2 separate regions of the Homo sapiens genome follow, and region 2 is linked to region 1. The links are chromatin loops, found by intact Hi-C in ENCODE. Cell type or tissue: heart right ventricle. All regions are shown on one strand.

Region 1 (5,000 bases):
TGGTAATGATCAGAATCATGGAGGCAAAGCTCTGTCCAAAAATGTTCATTTTGTTTTGTTTTGTTTTGTTTTCTTGTTTTTAACATTTCCTTCATCCTGGTGAAATATCCTGGAAATTCATAGATCTGGGTTTGGTCATTTCAAAGCTCACCATGCCCAGTGGCCATTTCAGTTACTGCCCTGACATCCCTGAGGCTACCATACTCTCAAAACCAAATCAATGCCAGTGATCTAACATAGGATTCTTTCTTATTTATGAGTTTTGTTTAGATGGATATTTTTGCAGAGCATAAAAAATTAAATGACATTTAGTTATCCATTGAATGTATCACCCTGACTTAAAAAAAAATCCTTAAATCAAAACTTTTCAAAAAATCTGGGCTATGGAGTCACTCCCTCTGTGGAGCGAGAGCCCAGTCTTTTCTGGTACTAAGGCCACAGAGGCAATTTCCAGTAGCATTTTTATATCTTCTCTAAGTTTCTTTTCCTTTTCTGTCTGTATCTGTTTTTCTCTGACTGCCTATATCTTACTTTGTATACCCATACATAAATTATTTTCCCATCTTCTCTCTTCCCCTTTTTTTCTGATTTGTTTTCTCTCTTGCAAGAAACTCTGAAATAACCTTCAGAACACAAAAAACTGGAGGTTCTATACCTACAGAGTCATTATCATTATTGTGATTACCATTGTTACTGTTGTTGGTGTTTTTCCTCTTTTTATTGTGTAGCAATATCCATATTCACTTCTGATGAGGCAAACCTGTTTACTATAAACCAATGTCCTCCCTAAAGGAGTCAGTTTCATTTTCACTTCTCACATCACCAGTTGTATCGCAACCCATCTTACAACCATTGCCATGTTTTCAGGCTTCCTTGCCATAAATGTTTTCTGGGCAAATAATGGCAAAGCAACAATTCCAGAATGCTGTCTAGATCTGCTTTCTCCCACCCTCAGCATTTGACCCTCCTCATTCGCCTGAGCCCCCAGGGTTAGGATTTCTTGGAAAAACTTGTATACTGTACCTGATGGAATGCCCATTCTTCCTAACTACTTAGCACAAGTGCTTGCTCATCGTAAGTGATCTGAGGGCCACTAATTCCTGAAGACTGACAAAGAGACACGAAGAGACTACCCTCTTAAGATGGGGATGCATGGTTCTTCATGCAGTGCTCTTGGCCACCGAGGTCCTTCATCCATGCCATTGCATGGATGAATACGTTTGATGTTGGCAGTTAAAATGGGATGGGAGTGTCACCCTGCAGGAAGTAAGAAAAGAGGATGGCAGGATCTCTGATCAGGGAGCTGGTCAAAGCAGGGCTGGAAAGCTTCTGTGCTTAACAAAATGTGCGTGCTGTCCCCAAGTAAATGCTCATCCCTAGGTTTAGAGCTGACCTGGGTTTTGGGGAGTTTGTATTTTTAAGGAATTAAATACTCATGAGTTAAAATACTCATGATTGCAAAGAAGGTCTGGATTGCCTGAAAAATAAATTAATTCTAAGAAGCTAATATGAGTTTCTCATCATCCCTTAGCTCTTCCTTTTCCCTCCTTTTGTCCTCACTCAACCCCAGACCCTGTGTAATAGGAACATTAATTTTTAAAGACCCACAGATCAATAGCCACACTCTTCCACTCTACACCTTTTATTGACACCAAGTTATCATCCCAGAACTAATGAAGCAAGTCCAGATGCTAGACGTGGCCCCTTAATATCGAGCAATTTGATTGCAATCCTGCTTGTTCTACAAGAACCTGCTAAGGTCAGTCACATCTCTCTTCACCTGCCTTGAGTGCTTCATAATCACGTGGCTTTTTCAGGAATTTCAGTGATCAAAGATCTTCTAATTCTGTGCTACCACTGACGTTTGCACTTAATACAGAGCCATTTGCTCTGTGGCCACCTGATAAATATTTGCTGATGATAAGACAAAAATATACACGTCTATTAAGAGGTCTGCAATGTCTGAACACAGTGAGGGAGAAAAATCCTTAGAGAAGGTCGCTTAATCTCAATTACCCAAAGTCATTGCTTGGCAGAATATCTGTGGTCTGTTATCCTTAGTGAAGTGACAGGCTTGGAGAAGCAGGGTAATGTGGGGACCATGTGTGCTATATAAACCAAAGACTGATCACCATCCAAATGAACACATGTTTCTTCCATTGACTAGTTGAATTTTCTCCCAATGTTCTCATAAATAAAAGCGAAGGTGGGTTGCATGGTTGAATGAAACCATTAAACCTTATGGGGTTTTCTGTTGCAGACTGTTGATTGACCTTACTAAATCCCGAAATCTAAAAAATGAATTGTGGCCTTAGTACCACACCATCTTTAAAGTCTAGTGTTTAGTCCCCTTTTCCTTCAAAACTTTCCAACAAATCTAGCGCTTTACTGAACTCAGAACATTGTTCTCTTTGAGAATGTGAAGATTTTAAATAGCCAAAGAATTTTCATGTATAAGAGCTAGCTAAATATAGTATATCCTGCTCTTTCGAAGAAGATACAAAACTGTTGCCTGTACTAATGGGTATAGTAGAGCAGTTGAAGAACTAACACATACATGGACTTTTCGGTCTGAATTTGTGTTGGCATCCATGGTACTTACTGTTCAGTAGGATGTTATTGCAAGGAGCAGAGTGCCCTCTGCTGGAGTAATCGCAATTATTCTTGCAGCAGATTAATTTGACTTGGGTCATGAATTCAACAACCAGTTACTTGCCTTTCATCATACAATTTCTTCGGTAGTTGAGAATTTGGTCTACATTTATCAAATGAGGAAAGAGTGTCACAAACTCTAAAAAGCTGAAGGAGACCCCACAGATCTTCTCACTGTCAGCAGCCCTTACTTCTGCAAAATGTTGAAGGATAATGTTGCTCTGTTTGCAAAGAAGATGCCTCTGGCTAGAATGTTTGTGCAGTTATAAGCAAGGGACTGCTTGTTTTTGTAAGTTATCTCAACTTTATTCTTGTGAAATTGCAAAGGAAGATCAATAAAAAGACTTCATATGAATGTAAATGGTGTGAAATACTGATGTGTTTTGTACATGTACATAATATATTTACTTCCTGCTTTCACATTAGTAATCTGAGATGGTTCTACCATTTTATAATTAGAAGGAGATGTAGGGGTGGGAGTGGGGAGGGACTGTTATTTTTATAGAGGGGTGTCCCTTACATTTAGAAAATGAAATAATTTTGTATTTGTGAAAAGTTACATTCCATCCATTTTCTGGAAAAAAAAATGGGTATTGTTCTTTAAAATGTTCATGAGCTGGGAGGATGATTATTCTGGTTTCCAGGGGAAACTCTCAAGCAGTACATATGTGATACTCAGTTTTGTAGACTGCAGACAATAACCAGCAATTGCCAGTTGCAAAAATGTGAAAAAGAAATAACTTATTTTAACCACTTTGTACAGCATATTATTTCCCACTAGAAAAAAATCTGCAAATAATGAATTTACAATTATAAATAATCAGACATGACATCATAAATCAATCTTCCTCCCTACTAGCAAGAGGAAATTCCAATGGCTTTTTTTCCATCCTAACACAAATTACTTTTATTGTAAACAAATGCTTGCAACAAAATGCTTTTGTTGTAAAATGATTGATGTTGGGGTAAAGTCTACTTAGCTTCCCCACAAGGTCTTTCTGGCTAGTCTGCAGGTAGTAGATGATGGTTCCATCTCGGCATTGTCTATCCTCTCCATATTCAGACTGTGTGACTGAGCTTCCTTGATTTATATAGCATCTGACCCAAAATCACAAAAAAGTCACTCCTGATGACATTTGCATGGGGAGTCTTTCATTTGGACTTCAGTTCTTAATTGCCGAAATAAGTACTAGTGAATTATGTAGCGTTTTTACCCAAAACTAATCTTCTGTACAAAGTTGTGTGCATATTGAGATGATTAGTTAAGGCAGTGTAGTTTTTTAAATTTTTTCTGTATAAATTTCTTTCCTTCTTCCCCACCTCAGGCACCTACCCTACTCCTTTCAGAGCACTTTATATCCCTCTTGAAATACAAAGAAATTGAAAAAAAAAAAAAAGTAACTGTCTTTAAAGGAATTTGTCTTCTATTAGGAGACACAGACTTTTATTTTGCTTTATTCTATTCTCTTTGTACTTGGAGAGCGTAATCAACTTGTCTCATAATGGGCTAGTGATGAAACAAGGGTGATAGTTGGAAACAGTCATTACAACATGGTTATTTTTGTTATATAGAAGACTATCATGTAAATAAGTGCAATCGTGTTCTTACGTACTGGCTAAAAAAAAAATATTGCAACTATAAGGATTTTTAAATGAGGGTTGTGAATTCCAGGAAATTTCACTGCAAAATTTCTTTTGGTTTTGTTTTTTAATAAAATGGAACCAGATGCTTGTGTCTGTGTCATCTGTATTCCCTGACTTTGTTGCCTATCCCTGAGTTGCAGAGGTGGTGCTATGGATTTCAAAACATCATATTTATTGTTAAATCACAATTATGTCCAAAGACCAAGGATAATAATAGCTTCCTTATTTTTCTCAGGTAAGTCAAGTGGCAGGCACCAACCTTCTCTTAGCTCTGCTGTTCTAAGGGAATTAAGAGATTTTAGCAATTCTGAAGAAGAATGGCTGTGAAATGAGCTTGAGGTGTAGTCTGGCAAGAACTGAGCACTATGCTTATGGACTATCTCAGGCAAGTTTATACTAGGCAGAGTTATACCATGGGGTCTGCCAGATGGGCTGGGGCAGACAGATTTCTTCTTTATATTTGCTAGTATATTTCTAAAAGATTTTAAATAGCAATTCCTTGGGATTCGCAAGGGAATATGAAGAAAATTTAAAAGATGGAGCCTGCTGGCCTGGGAAGGTGGAAAAGGAAGGCAGGAAAGGAGAATGGCCCTCTATTCATTGGCCTCACCTACTGGAACCTGGTAGGCCTTTGGTTGTGGCCTAGCCCCCCCGTGCCTGGCCCAGCCGAGACTCCTGACACATGCACTTGAGGAGCAGCCAGG
Region 2 (5,000 bases), 140 kb before region 1:
ACTCAATTTGTTGTAGCCACATTTCTCATAGGTTTTATCTGCAATTCAGGAAAAATATTCTAAGTACTTGTGCAGTGCATAGACCCTCATACCACCTTAAGGAAGCTTACTTATCCTACAGTTCTGGTCCCTGAAAACAATGCTTTCTCTCTTAGCAGGCCTAATTGTAGCATTGGTCCTGCCTGGTTTTTCCTCCTATCTCTTGGGTATATCTTTTCTGACTCATCTGTAGGCTCCTTCTCCTCTGCTTAACACCGAATATGGAATTCCTCAATACTTGATCTTAAGCCACCTTCTCTTTTCTCTTTATTCCATTTGCCTGTTCAACCTCATCCACATCCATGCATCAAGTGATAGCTTCAAATTTACATCTCCCCTCCTGAGCTTCTCTACAGAATCATCCACTCAGTATCTCTACTTGGATTTCTCAAAGTCACCCCAGACTTAGCATGTCCAAAATATATCTTCTACTCCAAATATGGATATCTTCTATGCTCCCTAACTTGAAGAATGGCTCCTCTACCATCTGTCCCAGTGGGCAAATCAGAAATCATGGGGTCATACTTGACAACAACCGCTCCCTCATTCTTCCTCCCTCATATCCTGTCTCCTGCCAAGCCCTGTTAGTTTTACTTCCTAATCTCCCCACTTCTCCCCAACGCTCTCTGAACATGCCATGCTGTTTCTTGGCATGGAGTCTTTGCCCATGTTGTTTGTTGAAACAAGAATCTCTTAATTGAACTTCTCTTTTTTTAATAAAAAAGGAAATAATCCATTGTAGTTACTGATTTGTCAATTCTTTCTGGCCTGGATGGAGACATGTACAGAGTAGATATTTGTTAACTTCTGTTAACTTCCTAGTTGAAAGCAATTTCTAGTGACAACCAGGATTAATGGTTATATTATGATGGCACTAACCTTGAAGTCCATATGTCTCAAAGACAACTTCTTATAAAAATAACCTAGTGGGGATGATTTTTTAGTTACAAAATATGTAAAGGATTATTATAAGATATAGAATTGATGACACAAGGGTCATTGGTCAGAATCCTGTCTCCATACTCACCTAGGTCTGTAGCCTCTTATGGGAGAGTTCTCACCAACAACTGCATTTCTAGAACATTTTCAGACATAATTCTGTTAGCAATGTCTAAATAAGATAATGTGGAAAATTATAGACTTTAGAGTTCGAGAGGTTATAATTTCCTGCCTCTTCATTTTTCTTCTGCTTCCCACCCTCCATCTCTGCTGAGAAATCTCCTACTCATTCTTCTGAGCTCAGCTTTAGTGTCAATTTCTCTCCAGAGCCTTTCTTGACTCCTAACCCTACATCAGGCTCCTTTCTAGAACATTGCCAGGGAATCTCATTCCTTTCCTTCTTGTTAGTTGTCTCAGTTTGTAATTGTACATTTATTGGTGGAGTTTTTTTTTTTTTTTACTAACATCTGTTCTTCCCACTAAAGTTTAAACCCCCATGAAAGTAGGGATCATGTATTTTTGTTGTTGTTGTTCGCCATTGTAGCCATAGAGCCTAGCATGGCACCGTGTAAATGCTCAATAGAAGTTCGTTAAATGCTCTTGAATGAGTGAACTGAAACCAGTATAGAACCACTGTAGCAGGTATAATTTTTTTAGTAGACTGAATTCAGAATCTGACTTGGTTTCTGGTATACAACTTCCTAACCCCAATCCTTCCAGTCACTTGAAGAATTGTCCTTCCTCTCCTGATGCGGGTGGGCTTCTCCTAACCGCAGGCCATTCTGAAATCTTAGCTGCTGGTACTATTCAGATGGTCCAAGTCAAAGACTCACTCAAGGAAGATGAGAGTGAGGAAATCTGTAAGGAGAAGAGAATGTAAATAGAGTGCTGGGCAAAAATGGGGATAAAATTCTTAACTTCTATCATCTGTAGTCCTGACCAGGATTCTCCTCTCTGGTAGAGAAAAAAGTTCAGTTTTGCAGCTTTTCTCTTTCTCTCACATGATCAGTAGATGCATCTATGACTTTCCTCCCCTTCCCTTGGATTTCAGGGATTGTGGGGAGAACAGAGTGTGCACACGTGTGTGTGTGTGTGTGTGTGTGTGTGTGTGTGTGTGTGTGTACGTGCTAGGGATTGGGTGAATGTTGAGAATTGGAATGTGGGAAATGTTACCAAAGTAGAGAAAGGCAGTGGGAAACGTAAGAGAGCAAGAAAGTAGAAGCCATTTATGTTCTTTCTCTTACTTTCTCATTCCTGATGCCATCAGTCCACTCGATGGACTTTGGCAAACAGTCTGAAGTTGTGTGCAAGGGTTGTAGTTCAGTCCAATATCAGTATGTGTTGGGGTGGAGAGGCACTGCCTAAGTTAGTCTCCTGTGTATCCTACGAGTACATGTACTTTTCCACAATGTAAATTAATCCTGAAAGCAAAGCTAGCACACATTGTAGTACTGTTTTGTATCATGTATTTATTCCCTAAAAATATTCCCATGGCCCTTTCCTCTTAAAATTCAATTCTTTATTCATTATTTTTACCTCTCCTGCTTGGCCCAATAAGTAATAAGTAGTTTTTTGTTGACTCAAGAAATATCTTTATCAGGCAGAAAGAGAAGCTGAGTCTGTAAATTAATTACAATCACTTTACAGTAGTGGTGGCAAACCTACCTCTTTGTTAATTCTTTCAGCAAATATATTTTAAGCATTTGCTGTGTGTCAGACAGTGCTATAGGCACTAGCTGTACAGTGGTGAATACTTCAGTTAATGTTCTTAACTTTTGGAACACAGAGAGCTCTCCTTGAAAAGCTTAAAAGTCACAGAACTAGAAGAGACCTTAAAGCTGACTTCATTATTGGGAAAACAATGGCTCAGTGAGGGAATGTGCGCTACCCAGGTTGGCAGAGCTGAAGCTAGAACAAGAACACAGGTCATTTTGCCCAGGCTTCCCCCTGCAGCTCGTCACTTCTGCACTATATCTGGCTTGGTTATAAGCTGCAGGCCCTGTTCAAATCATAGTCATAGTCATGTCTCTTGGTGCATGCAGCGGTCCTTCCTAAAAGGTTTAGCAATTTGTCAGTGGTATTAGGCCAAATGGTATTATTTTTAAGGCAAGACCAGAAAGGAGATGTATTCTGTTAGCTGCGAAGCATATTGAGCAACTCACAGGGGAAGTATTTCCATAAGACAGAAATAGTGAGTGTTTATATAACCACATCATTTTGACCCAAGCTCTTAATCGTTCAGTGTGGCAAAGCTTAAGATAGTGAGGAGAGGAAGAAGGTGGGGGAGGCAGATGGATTAAGGGTTGACATCATAGATCTGTTCTTAGAATGAGAGGCTGTTGATAGAACTCTGGTAGGAGCCAGATAACCTGTCCTGGTGTGAGCTTAATCAAGTACAATAAAGACTGTGTAACATACTACTTTGCAAGTAAAAAAAAAAAATCTAGGAAAACCCTGGTAAAAAGCATTTCTAATATTCAAAATTGTAACTCTTTAATTAATGCTGCTTTGACTATATAATAATCTGTAATGAAATTATTTGGTTTCTCTAAGCAGAACTGAGATATTTTATTTCCCTAACCTAAATTGGGAACTCATACCATGAAATGATTTCAGGTGATATGTGGACCAATATTATAAATATACATAGATACATATACATATATACATACACATTAATCACATCAAACTGATTACTCCACAAATGTTATTCACTGATATGAAAGTAAAAGTGAGTGAATTTAAAGAAAAAATATATGAGCTTTTCTTGTAAACTGCTTAAAATAATTGTTACTAATAAGCGTATACAAGTTATTTAACAAAATCTGAATGGATTTAAATTGATATCATTTTTAAAATTTTGAACTATGGTTTTAAAACATCCTGATTTTTCAAGAGGCTTTCCCAATAAAAAGAGAATACTCTATAATATGTAATCCCTATTGCTCCTTTTCCATTTATTTCCTCCATTAAACATACTTACTCTTTGTGCTTACATCTAATACAAATAGCATGGTTTGTCTTAGATGTAAGCACATGGTACAAACCATGCTATTTGTATTAGATGTAAGCACATGGTTTTGGATATGGTTTTAAACCAGAGGCAGGAAAATATATTTTGTCAAGAGCAGAAAAAGAATTAATGAAAGCTTGTAAAAAGAAGATCCCAAAGACCACCTGTCATTCAATTTGGTTTTATTTTTAATCCTTAATTTATTTTATCTTCTTTTATAATTAAAAATAGAAAACACAAGTCTTTATTCAGTAATGACTAAAGCTGAACAAACAGGAGAGAAAGGAGTAGAGAAGACAAATGAAGAGGGAGGGAGAGTACAAGAGTAGGGAAAATGGGGAAATGTAAGGAGATTGACAATGATGAAGAAGAGAGGTATACATAAAACAATATCCAGAGAAAAGAGGGAGAAAGAGAGGTTTTGATGGAATAACACACAATTCAATTTATTATGAGGTACTACATTTCCAGTTAGACATTTAAAGATGTATTGTATTTTTACAACGATAGGCATAAATGAGAAGATAATCTTTTGAAAGTTTTCCATAAACCTGATCAAGTACAGATATGGGAAATATCTGGCTTATATCTTAATGTGTTGAATCTGTGCATCTCCAACATCTATTCAACATTATTTGATTATAAGTAAAATTACGCTGATTTGTTTAATTCTTTTTCTCTGTAGCAATTTTCAAAGACCACAAATAAATTAGCTCTAAATGAGCCATTCTATTCAAAATTATTTTGACATAGGACTTATAAAACTCAGCTGAAAAGGTTTTATACTGTCATACTTATTTATATTTGGTACCATTTGTGATTCTAGCAAGTTGAAAAAACTTCCAAATGAGGATGCCTGTCAAGGAGTTAACATTTACGTGGCCTCCCTCCCAACAAAATCCACATTGAAATATGACATTTTAGGCAGCAACATTTTTGGCATGTGAGGAGACACATTTATAACGAATCCCATTACCTCTGCTTTGACCTAAGTGTGTGCCAAGAACAA

The links. Hi-C counts contacts between places; a loop is a spot of excess contacts. Peaks named below come from ENCODE experiments on the same cell type or tissue, not always from the same donor. Only the 100,000 strongest peaks of a DNase experiment are listed, where the experiment ranks them.
Region 2: it touches region 1 in a loop (2.9-fold over the local background); 8 of 110 quality-filtered maps call a loop at or near these places.

The regions. Positions count from the first base shown.
Region 1 is chr4:140,859,186-140,864,185 of GRCh38, reverse strand. It overlaps RNF150 (ring finger protein 150), which reads left to right. Exons shown (of 7, transcript NM_020724.2): 7 at 1-4,379. Among named protein-coding and RNA genes, the nearest start is that of TBC1D9, 110 kb to the right of the region's middle. In heart right ventricle, a CTCF peak has its summit at 2,645 (motif pointing left); a DNase peak (open chromatin) is centred at 2,642; H3K27ac peaks cover 1,340 bases.
Region 2 is chr4:141,000,667-141,005,666 of GRCh38, reverse strand. All of the region lies in intron 1 of RNF150 (ring finger protein 150), which reads left to right. Among named protein-coding and RNA genes, the nearest start is that of RNF150, 130 kb to the left of the region's middle. In heart right ventricle, no CTCF peak of the experiment used is centred here; a DNase peak (open chromatin) is centred at 2,959; H3K4me3 peaks cover 636 bases; H3K27ac peaks cover 4,045 bases.